2 separate regions of the Homo sapiens genome follow, and region 2 is linked to region 1. Evidence: chromatin contacts called from ENCODE Hi-C or POLR2A ChIA-PET data. All regions are on one chromosome and are shown on one strand. The core of a region is the stretch at or near the end of the contact, and the rest is flanking DNA. Distances in the headings are between cores, read along the strand shown. Region 1 has its middle 53 kb from the start of MIR5003. Region 2 overlaps ERGIC1 (endoplasmic reticulum-golgi intermediate compartment 1).

Region 1 (5,507 bases), core at 888-3,387:
CATTGTTCCACAGCTGCCTCCTCCCATCCAGCGTCTCTGGCTTTCACACTCACCAGACTTCCTCCCTGCCCAGGGCCTTTGCACATGCTGTGTGCTCTAGGAAACCTCGCCCCATCCCCTGCTCATAACTTCCAATCAACCCTCTCCCCCAGGGTCCTTGGCTGCCTGGGCCACCGGGCAGTCCCTCGGGTATATGCTTTCATGCACCCTGAATTTTTCCTCCACGCATTTCTAACAAAGGCTGTATTAATACATCTGTGCAGGCGCGTGAATATGTTTCCTGATGGACTATGAATGTGGCCAGAGCAGCCATCGTGTCTAGCTTCGTCCATTGTGGTCCCCGGTGCCTATCCCAGTGGCACTGAATGTTTGTGGAATGGATGGGTGAATAAAGAAATGAATGCATCCCCGCAGATGGGGGGCTGCAAAGCCCTGGGGTCAGGCTCTCTGCCTTCCTCGCCTTTGTTCCTTCGTTCGCTGACCGCCAGAGGGCGCCAAAACCCGGGAAATGGCCCGCCTGATGCGTGGACTCCAGGGGGGTTCCCCAGCAAGGGGAAGGGGCCGGGTGCCCAGTGGGTGGGCGCCGTGGCCTCCCTGAAAAACACTGTGGACAAATAAAGACTAAGGCCTGGTTTGACTCCTTCCCCGGCAGCTTCTCAGCTGTGACCAGCAGACACCCTGCCTCTCAGGGGGATGGCAGAAATCCTTGCTGCCCGGTAGGAACTGAGCCCAAGGGCCTGAGGTAGGAAGGGATGTGTTTGCACAGCAAACATTCGTGGATGGAGCCAGCCTGAAAGGGGACTTCTAAGTGGGAAAGAAAAACAAATACTGGTCCCCTACTCTCACATGCCTACAATCCTGGCAACTCCCATAGGTAGGTAGGCATTGCTGTTCTCCATGTCTGCACTTGGGGAAACTGAGGCACAGCTGTACCCAGTGGAGCTTGGTGATGCCTTCCCACCCCTTGCCTGCCTACTGGCCACCCCTGCATCTAGCTGCCTCCACATGAGTGGTTCTCACAGTGTGGTACCTGGAGCAGCAGCAGCTCCTGTCCACCCAGACCTCCTGATTTAGAGACTCTGGGATTGAGCCCAGCAACCTGTGGCTAAAAGCACTCCAGAACATTCTGATGTGCAGTCAAGTATGAGAACCTCTGGTCTGCACCAGCCCTTTCTCGGGCCTGGGCAACACAACTGTGAGGACAGTGAGGCGGGACCCTGAGGGAGGGGAGTGAGAGGTGAGGCTGCTCCATGGGAGAGGTGAGGCCAGTGTCCCAGGCTGCCCAGAGCCCCCTGGGTGGGCAGGGCCCACCAGGTGGAAAAGCCCCAGAAGATACCTTGCACCTTCTGTGCCCACTCAAGTCCCAACAGACAGCCCGAGGGCTGCAGAGGGTTGGCAAGCACTGGCCATGCAGGTTCCCAGGACCCTCCCCTGCCTCCCCCGGAGGGGGCCTGGACAGCTGCCATCTGAACCGGTCCCCAGCCATTCCTCTGCATCCTAACATTGGAGAACTGCAGGCTCTGGAGGTTTTGGACCAGCCAGAGCCAGGTGTGAATTCTAACACATCTGTGACCTAATACAAACCCTGTCCCTCCTTTGATCCTTGGACTGCTCCCGAATAGAAGACGGTCATTATGAAAAAAAAGAAAATGAGAGTGGTTTAGAGAATCGGAGGTGGCTTGGGACATTCAGAGCAGGAAATGGGTCTTGGGGGTGGGACCAGCCGCAGATCACTGGCAATGAATGCCATCCTCAGAGCACAGATTTTGTCCCTGGGGCAAAGGCATTATCCCAGGCAGGCAAGATAATCAGATTTGCATGTTCCAACATTGCACCTGAGGGTCTGAGCTGATGAGAAGGCTGTCCCTGGTGGGCTCCTGGCACCAGCTCTGGGCCAGACCGCCTGGGTCCAAATTCCTACCCTGCCCCATCCCCACGGCTGCAGGACTTTGTACAACAGACATAACCTGCCAATGCCTCAGTGGCCTCATCTGTCAAAGGAAGATAAGGGGAGTAGTGTTCACGAGCATCAGATGAGAGACCTCATGTAAAGTCCATGGCGGAAGGGCCCCATCCCTGATAGCTGTTACTGTCAATCGGTGAGATTGGCCCCAGTTGGTGGGAGCCAGCTGAGGAGAGCAGTCTGTGAAGGCCCTCTATAGGCAGCTTTAGGAACAGCATGGCTCCGTGGGCACAGTGTTACAGGACTCCCTCCAATCCCCACTCCTGGGTGCCCCAGGAAGGGAACTGACGCCCGGATTGGACACTAGCCCCCTCCTCCTTCTCCCGAGGCCTTTGGCCTGGCCCTGCACACATGACCCAGCTTCCTGTTTGTGATGCCAGCGCTGGAGGGAGGAAATTCAGTGCCCCAGCCCCAGGGCTGCAGGGCAGGAATGTGGACGTGTTGACGTCAAAGCTTGTCCTAGTTCTGGGGAAGTGGGATGGGAAGGGCTTCCTGCTGAGCCACCTTTGATCCCAGGTCTGATCTGGGAGAGTGACCCTGGACAGCCGGCCCAGAGGGAGTTCAGACACCCAGAGCTTTCTCTGGTGGCCACCATGGGCACCAAGCTCAGGGTCCTTCCCCAGCATAGCTGTTTGGCCTTGGGCAAATCACCACGCCCCTCCAAATCCCCCACCTGTAAAGCAGGATTAAAAATGTGTATCTCAGAGCATCACCCACTCATCAGATGCGTAGTAAGCTCCTACTTTGTGCTTCATTCTAGGGATGAAGCCTGCCCAGGCTGTGGTGGGCTCTGGCCAGCATCCCCCTGGCTGGTGGGCCAGGGAGTGAGAGGGGCCGGGAGGAGAGGATGCTCGTAGACAGAGGCACAAAGCATGTCCAGAGGTGGCTGCTAGGAGATTTCCCAGCACTAGGGCTGTGACTCAGGCTGAAGCCTGAGCCCAGGCACTTCCTGGCTGGTGACTCAGTTTCCCCAATTCTACAGCGGCATCACACAACATCTGCTTCTCAGCATCGAAGAGGCGTTGAGGCATGGCCGGTATGTGTCTGTGGGGTCCTTCAAAATCTTATTTATCAAGCAGTTAGAGTGGGCTCAGGACTTTGTGTATGTGTTTGCTCTCTCAGGTGAGCCTGAAAAGATCAGGACTGCGACTCCCATTTTACAGAGGGATAACCTGAGGCTCAGTGAGGTGAAGGCAGTTCAAGATCCTTGACAGAGGCTCTGGATCACTGCGCTAGAAAGTGGTGGGGTGGGGAAAGACCGCTGGGCTTTCTGACTTCAGCAACACGTTCTCCAGTAACCAGACTTCCGAACAGTGGCAGACAGGGCCCTCTGCCTGGCAAGCACACACCACAGGACCTGTCCCACAGAGGGCCTCCCAGCCCGCTCTGCCAACCTCACCCACAGGCCCCCAAACTTGAGAGGGTTGACATAGGCCATGGAGACCTGTGCGAATGTCTGCCTTCCCTACTCCAGTCGACCCCCTGCATCACCCAGAGCACCAGGCCAGGGCCTGGAGTCACGCTCTCCTCTGCCCAGCACTGCCAGGAAGGCAGAAGGTGAGACACAGGAGAGAATGCATGGCGAGAGTGGGCATTTATTTGGCACGTCCTAGGTGGGCTGGGCTGCTCGATGAGATTTTAGGTATATTATCACCATCAGGAAGATTCTAGAGGTAATGAAACTGACATCCAAGAGGGGAGGTGACCTCTCCAGGGTCTCCACCCTGTGCGCCTCAGTTCCCCCAACTGTGACATTGGATGAAGGAGCTCATGCTCAGGGAGGCTGGGAGGGGTCCTGAGGAGGGCTCAGAGCAAGGCCTTGGGACAGCATAGTCCCTGCAAGGGAGTGACCGCTAGGGGCCTTCCTGGGAGCCTGCTGTGCCCTCAGCCCCAGCCCTGCCCACCCTCCCTTTCCCTCTCTGCCTTTCTCCAGAGCACGGCTCAGCCCTTTGGGGCTCTGCACTTTGGGGCCAGAGAGACCTGAGTTAGAATCCAGACCTGCCACTCACTGGTTATGCGACCTGGGCTGAGCGGTTCTTTTTCTCTGAGTCTCAGTTTCCTCATCTGTCTGCGTAAATAAATGAGGGTAATAACCAGCCGCATTTCAAGGGGTCTGGAGGTTAGGACATCATATCTTTCAAGTACCTGGTACGCTGTCTGACGCAGAGTAACCATTTAATAAAGCGGAGCTGTTGTTGCTGTCGCTGTCATTGTTGGCGTTTATTTATGAATGTCGAGGCGGCAGGTGGGCCTTGGTGGGACTGTACGGACATTTCCCGGATGCCCGGAAGGTGGCGCTAGAGACCCCCTTGTCGGCTCCCAAGAGAGCGCTAAGCATGGTCTTCACATCATCGGGAAGAAGCCAAACTTAGACGCCCGGATGGTTTCCAGCTCTGTTAATTCCCTGGGCAGATGCTTCCTGAACACCCCAACAATGTTCTCAGGTCCACCACTGGGGCTGCGGACCTGGGGCTCCTCCCCACCAGCCACCCCGCCCTCCCCAACAGGCCTCCACTGCCTTTCTCTCCCTCCCTTTGTCTCTCCTGCCTCCTCCCTCCCTTCGTTTCTTCCTTCCTTCCTTCTTACAAATAGGCACTGTGCACCTACTGTGTGCTGGGCTCTGTACGATGAACTGGAGATGCCCAGGGAAGAAGACCTTTGAAAGGCTGTGCCCTCTGGAACCTCCAAACTACGTGAGGACACAGAAATAAACAAGAGAAAGAAGAAAAAAAAAGATGCTTTCAGATCCTGGCAAGCATCGGGAGAAAATACAACAGGGTGGTGGGATAGAGGGACGGAGGAGCTGGGGTGAGGAGAAGGCGGGAGGTGGTCAGAGGGAAGGGCCGGTGTGGAGGGGGCCGCCGGAGCAAGGACCCTCGGACACGCAGCCCAGCATATCAGGGAGAAGAGACAAGAGGAAGCAGTCGGGTGGGGGCAGATGTGGCCAGAATCAGAAGCGGGTCTGCGAGGTACAGACTAAAGGGCCGGTCAACTGCTGCAGCAACCACAGCCACCACTAATGCTTACTGAGCACTTACTAGGTGCCAGGCACTGGCATTGTCCCATTTTATAGGTGGGGAAACTGCAGAAGGGACCGCAGCCAACAGTGTTTTCAGGGGCCCTGGGAGTTCCCAGGGCCACTGGTGGAAGAAGGAAGAGAGAATGCTCAGTGAGAGTGGGCATGCATTTGGCACGTCCTCGGTGGGCTGGGCTGCTTTATGCTATTTTAGGTACATTGTCACCATCAGGAGGATTCTAGAGGTCATGCAACTGGCATCCAAGAGGGGAGGTGACCTGCCCAAGGTCACAGTCGGGGATTGGCAACCCTGAGACCTGAACCCAGGTCTTCCCCATTTGGGCAGGTGGCCCCCTGTGCCCAGAAGCCTCAGAGCCCTCTGGAACGCCATTTTCCTTGGGCCCCACAAATAATCTGGCTTCAGTTTGCCCCTGAGCCCACCTGTCAGCAAATCCACTCCACATCCCTCGGGGATCCTGCTCTATTCCACCTCCAGCACTCCCACGAATCCCCATCTCTCCCTGGATG
Region 2 (5,613 bases), core at 2,643-5,142, 170 kb after region 1:
CAGAAAGGGTTATCACGGATGGGAGAGGTCACATGTGGGGATGATTGGGGTAGAAGTGGAGGCTGCTGGAGCTGGGAGGCCATGCCATGGGCACCAAGGTCTAGGGAGAGAGCTGCAGGGAGAAAACCTTATATGCGTTGGTGACATCAGCATTATGTGCTATGTAGACCAGGAGTCGTCACCCAGATTTCTCATAAATCCAGGCCTTCACTCCTTCACCTGCCAGCCTGTTTCCCTCTTCCAGGCAGGCATGTGGCCCAGGGGTGAGAAGAATTGTTCTACTGCCAGACTGTGCCAGTTCAAGTCCTGGCCCTGCATCTTGGGCAAGTAAAACAGAAAGAATGCTACTGTCTACCATACAGGGTTATGAAAGTGATCCGAGATACTGAACGCAAAGTGTAAGCCGAGGCTTCGTGCGCAGTAAGCCCTCGCAAGGGGGGTAGCAGCAGTCATAGCTGTGATTGTTACTATTATATTATTATTATTATTCCTCCCTCAAAGTTGCTCCATCTGGGCTGGAGACAGAGATGGACCTTTTTTCCTTTGGACAGAGGGAGAGAGTGGTATGAACTCATCTTAGTAGTATGAATGTCAAGGTCAGGATTTGAGGGGGGCGATGAGAATGATTCTAGGGCTCCCTCCCGCCTGCCTCCACTTGGCTCTGGTGTGTTCATTTGCCTTCGTGCCCCCCAACACACATACACGCATGCACACACATACACTAGCACAGCCCCCGGGCCAGTGGTTCTCAGTAAGGTGGAGGGAATGAGTAGGTGAACAAACGAGTGAGTTTTTCGCCTCACTCCCTGGCACTCGGCACCGAGGGCTCCGACAGGCTGGTGGCCAGGGCTGACCAGCCAGAGTTTCATCTAAAAGCCTCGATGGCTATTTTTGGGACAAATGACCCACCACTTCCAATGACTTGCTCCGAAATGGCATCTAATTTCATTAAGCCTTGGAAACAGTGACATCACAAGTGCCTGCCCGGTAGCCGCCCACATATGGCGAACCACAGAGTGATCCGAGATTCGTCTGCAAGAACAGGGGAGAACTAAGGTCCCAAGCAGCAAAAGTTAAAATAGCAAAGCTGAGGCATTCTGCTATGAAAAGAAATTACAGATGAAATCCATTAGTCAGACATTTCCAGCGGCAGTTTCCTTGCTTGGGAGCAGGGGAAGACGTGTTTATTCGGGGTTGGGCTCTGCAGCCATTCCTCACTCTGTAGGCAAGATGTGGCCCGGAAAGTGGGTTTCTGTTAAGGAAATCCTATGTTCTCATTGACTTTTAGCACCGACCTTCCTGTACATTCTCATGGAATTTGCTGTATCCTAAGGCGTGAGGAAGCTAGAGACGTGGATTTGGCACCTTTTTGATTAACATAGTGACACTTGTACTTACCACGCCCTTACAGTAAGTCACAAAGTAAATTCAGACGGACTTCATCTTTTCCCTATGGGTTCCTTTGCTTTGTTTTTTTTCCAAGTGAGCGCTGCCTTCTCAGGCACAGAGCAAAAAGGGAGGGAAACACTGCCTAACTCCAGATTCTTGGTCTCCATGGAGGCCATCAAGGCGGTGGCTGTGACATCACCCATCGGGGGCAGGAGCAGCTGGAGGCCCCTCAGAGAGAGCATGGGATCAATGGGAAACCTTCTATGTGGGAGGTTTTATTCCGCACACAACAGAGCTTCCCAGCCTCAACCCTATTGACACTTGGGGCTGGTCATTCTTTGTCGTGGGGGGACCTTCTTGTGTGCCATGGAATGTTTAGCAGTACCCCTGGCCTCTACCTATGAGATGTCAGTAGCACCCCACACCCAGCGACGGCCCAAAAGACAAATGTCCACTGAGAGGCAAAACCTCTCCTTACATGAGCACTAACAAGGATTGATTGGAAAGCTTTTTAGTGGCTTGTGTTTATTTATTTACTTTATTATTTATTTATTTTTTGGAGGCAAAGTCTTGCTCTATCTCCCAGGCTGGAGTACTGCAGAGCCGTGATCTTGGCTCACTGCAACCTCCACCTCCCAGATTCAAGCAATTTTCCTGCCTCAGCCTCCCCAGTAGCTGGGATTACAGGCACCTGCCACCATGCTTGGCTAATTTTTGTATTTTTAGTAGAGACAGGGTTTTGCCATGTTGGCTAGGATGGTCTCGAACTCCTGATCTCAGGTGATCTGCCCGCTCTGGGGCTTGTTTTTATTTTTAAAAATTATTATTATTATTTTATTTACTTATTCTTGAGACAGGGTCTTACTCTGTCTCCCAGGCTGGAGTGCAGAGGCATGATCTCAGCTCACTGCAGCCTGGACCTCCCTGGGCTCAAGCAATCCTCCCACCTCAGCCTCCCAAGTAGCTGGGACTACAGGCGACCACCACCACACCCAACCAATTTTTGTATTTTTTTGTAGAGACAGGGTTTCACCATGTTGCCAGGCTGATCTCAAACTCCTGACCTCAAGTGACCCACCCACTTCAGCCTCCCAGAGTGCTGGGATGACAGGCGTGGGCACCACACCTGGCTTTGTTTTTGTTTTCAATACTCTGAGTTTAATTGCACCTTCAAGTGAGCAAGGCACACCTCTTCTTGAGGCTTTGGCTTTCTCTTCTGTAAAGCGAACGGGTTGGACACAGTGATCTCAGAATCCCTGAGAGAGCTGACCGTGAGGAGCGTTGAGGGCAGGGGGCCCTATGGGGTCTCTGTTTGGGTTCTGCCCCAGCAGGGGATAAACCGCGTGCCCAGCTAGCCCCAGTCCCCACTCCCATTCCCTTGACCCCTGGCATCCAGGTTAGTTTTTCTTAAGTCCAGTTGGTTCCTCTCTTGCTTTAATTTTGGCCCATTTTCCTTTTTAAAAAGTGAAAATGTGGCTGGACGCGGTGGCTCACGCCTGTAATCCCAGCACTTTGGGAGGCTGAGGCAGGCAGATCACCTGAGGTTGGGAGTTCGAGACCAGCCTGACCAACATGGAGAAACCTCATCTCTATAAAAATACAAAATTAGCTGGGCATGGTGGCACATGCCTGTAATCCCAGCTACTCGGGAGGCTGAGGCGGGAGAATGGCTTGAACCTCGGAGGCGGAGGTTGCGATGAGCTGAGATCACGCCATTGCACTCCAGCCTGGAAAACAAGAGCGAAACTCCATCTCAAAAAAAGAAAAAAAAAAAGTGAAACTGTCTAAGTATCCACAAAAGTAGAGAAAACGGTACAGGGACCACGGTGTACTCACCGCCCAGCTTCACCACTGCCCATCTTATCTTAGTCTCATGTTTAAGGCTATCCAGTGGGCCTTATGCTTGTGCAGATCCATTCATGGACTCAGTTCCCCAAGGGCCTAGACTGGGTAGCGAGGAGGGCAGTAGAGGAAAGGTCTGGGACCTGCCCTTGAGAACTCATACTCCAGTGGCCGGGGAGGGCTAGGAGGGAGTGTTTCTTAAATAATAAATATTTATTATAATCCGTCCTTTAGCTTTCTGTGTTTGAGGCTAAGCAGTCCAAATCTTTAACTTTTCTTCCAAATATTTTCCACCCAAATGGGCCTGATTTGTCCCCACACTGTGGGGGAAAAGCAACAGGACCATAAATTAGATCTGGATTCAGATCTCTGCCGTGGCACTTCATAGGTGTGTGAGCCTAGCCAAGTCTCCAGCCTCTCTGAGCCTCATCTGTAAAATGGAACAATAATCCCTAATTTGCAAGTCAGTCAAGACAATTAGATGTGAACATGCTGGTCGAAGGCCTCTGTGGCCCTAGTATATAGCAGGTTTGCTGTAAGCACCCCTTTCCCTCCTCCATTCTCTTCACCCTTTCCTCCACATTCTCTTGACGGAGAGCTGGTCACAACTGGTCACATCACCGCAGCAAGGGACTGACTAATGTCAGCCAGGGAGGACGGCTCACTTCCTGGTCTGTCACATGCCTGGGGTTCTCACCAGCCTCCTGATAACCCATTTTCTTAGTGACATTCATGCTGACTCACTTGGCTTGTGGTCAGTTCTGAAACTAGGGTCTTTTTGAGCTCTCCCTTTACCCCACCACTGCTGCCCAGCGTGGCTCTGTGGCGTGGGAATGGAGTCAGTATTACAGTACGTAGTGTTGAGGTGGCCACTCCCAAGGAGCCAGAAGCTTTGCTAGATTGGCAGCTTCATGGGGTGGTGTCTGCCTTGATCACTTTCATTTCCCCACTGTCTAGAACACTGCCTGGTATATTAGGTGCTTAGCAAATGGCTGTTGAATGAATTAATGAATTTTGAACTGGTCCCTGTCTTCCAGGTGACTCTCATCTGCTCTGGGGCAGCATCCTTGGAAAAGCAGATGAGCAAAACCATGAGACCTTCATCTGATTTACCAAAAAATGAGCTCTAAACTGGTGATTCCCAGAGTACGGGCAGTGGAAGGACCATGCCCTGTGGACTCAGACTTGGGTTTGAATCCTAGCTCTGCCACTCACTGGCTTGGTGACTCTGAGCTTCCATTTTCTCCCTGGAAAAATGAGATATCAGTATTTTCCAGGGTTTTGTGAGAAATACATGCAAATATGTATGTCAAAGTGCCCAGCATAGAATGGAAGTGATTATGGTTAAGCATCATTTACTCTTTCCTTTGATTGCCTTCTGTAGCTTTGGTCCAAATCTCACCTCCCTCTTAGAGCGTCATCATCGCCCAGCCTGCCTCCCTACCCCTGTCCCCATGCCCAGCAAAGACTTACTCTGCCTGACACCCAGGAGTCAGGGTTAAACCAGCACCTAAAATTCAGCACCTCAAATTCAGGTGCCTACAAGGACCAGCCATATGTGAAGACAACAGGCTAAGTGGGGTGGTGGTGATGATGATGATGATGATTACTATTAGAGATGGTGGTCTCACTCTTTTGCTCAGGCTGGAGTACAGTGGAGTCGTCATAGCTCACTGTAGCCTCAATCTTCTGGTCTCAAGTGATTCTCCCACCTCAGCCTCCTGAGTAACTGGGATTATAGGCATGCTCTAAGTGTGATTAAGTGGCATCTCTGTCTTTCATGTTTTTTTAAATTTCCATTTGAAATACTTTTTTAACTTTTTGTTTTGAAATAATTTCAGACTTTTCCGCCAAACTGCAAAAATAGTACAGAGTTCCTGTATGCCCTTTACCCAAGCATCCCCAGATGTTAACATCTTACATAATCACAATACCATGATTAAGAGCAGGAAAATCCATTAGACAGTGCTGCCGGCCAATCTGCAGATCGTACTCAACTTTCTTCAGGTGTCCCCTGATGGCCTTTTTCTGATCCAGGATCTCATTGGATTTAGTTGTCATGTCTCTTTAGTCTCCTTCAATCTGTGACAGTTTCCCCATCTTTTCTTGTGCTTTATGACCTGAGTGCTCTTGACAAATGCCAGCCAGTTTTTGTTTTGTTTTGTTTTGTTTTTTTGTAGACTGCCCCTCACTTTGGATTTGTTTGATGTTCTCTCATTGTTAGATTGAAGCTGTACCTTTTAGGCAGGATCCCCCAGAAGTGGTGCTGTGCCCTCCTCAGTGCGGCATATCAGGAGGCACAGGGTGCCGATGTGTCTCCATGCTTCCGGTGCCCACTGTCTTCACCTGGTTAAGATGATGCCTGGGCCAGGCACAGTGGCT

What was found. Hi-C counts contacts between places; a loop is a spot of excess contacts on that map. ChIA-PET counts read pairs that join two places held with the same protein, here RNA polymerase II (POLR2A). Pooled maps may share reads with other maps.
Region 2: a loop to region 1 is called in a map of aorta, with 2.4 times the contacts of the local background. The contact joins two enhancer-like sites. A Hi-C loop is called at or near these places in 4 of 168 maps with a recorded cell type or tissue (PC-3, aorta, endothelial cell of umbilical vein and 1 more) and 8 of 50 pooled maps. POLR2A ChIA-PET finds 5 or more read pairs at or near these places in 6 of 52 experiments (A549, H1, MCF 10A and 3 more).

What each region holds. Positions count from the first base shown.
Region 1 is chr5:172,712,719-172,718,225 of GRCh38, forward strand. No RefSeq gene overlaps it. Among named protein-coding and RNA genes, the nearest start is that of MIR5003, 53 kb to the left of the region's middle. RefSeq lists enhancers at 71-678, 1,894-2,499. Within about 2 kb of position 2,138, at least 23 of the 41 ENCODE cell types and tissues checked have a DNase peak (open chromatin) inside an H3K27ac peak, as active enhancers do; they include endothelial cell of umbilical vein, where a contact is called at or near this core.
Region 2 is chr5:172,878,104-172,883,716 of GRCh38, forward strand. The region is part of intron 1 of ERGIC1 (endoplasmic reticulum-golgi intermediate compartment 1); the gene reads left to right. Among named protein-coding and RNA genes, the nearest start is that of MIR10523, 34 kb to the right of the region's middle. RefSeq lists enhancers at 1-364, 365-1,340, 4,168-4,257. Within about 2 kb of position 3,893, at least 15 of the 41 ENCODE cell types and tissues checked have a DNase peak (open chromatin) inside an H3K27ac peak, as active enhancers do; they include endothelial cell of umbilical vein, where a contact is called at or near this core.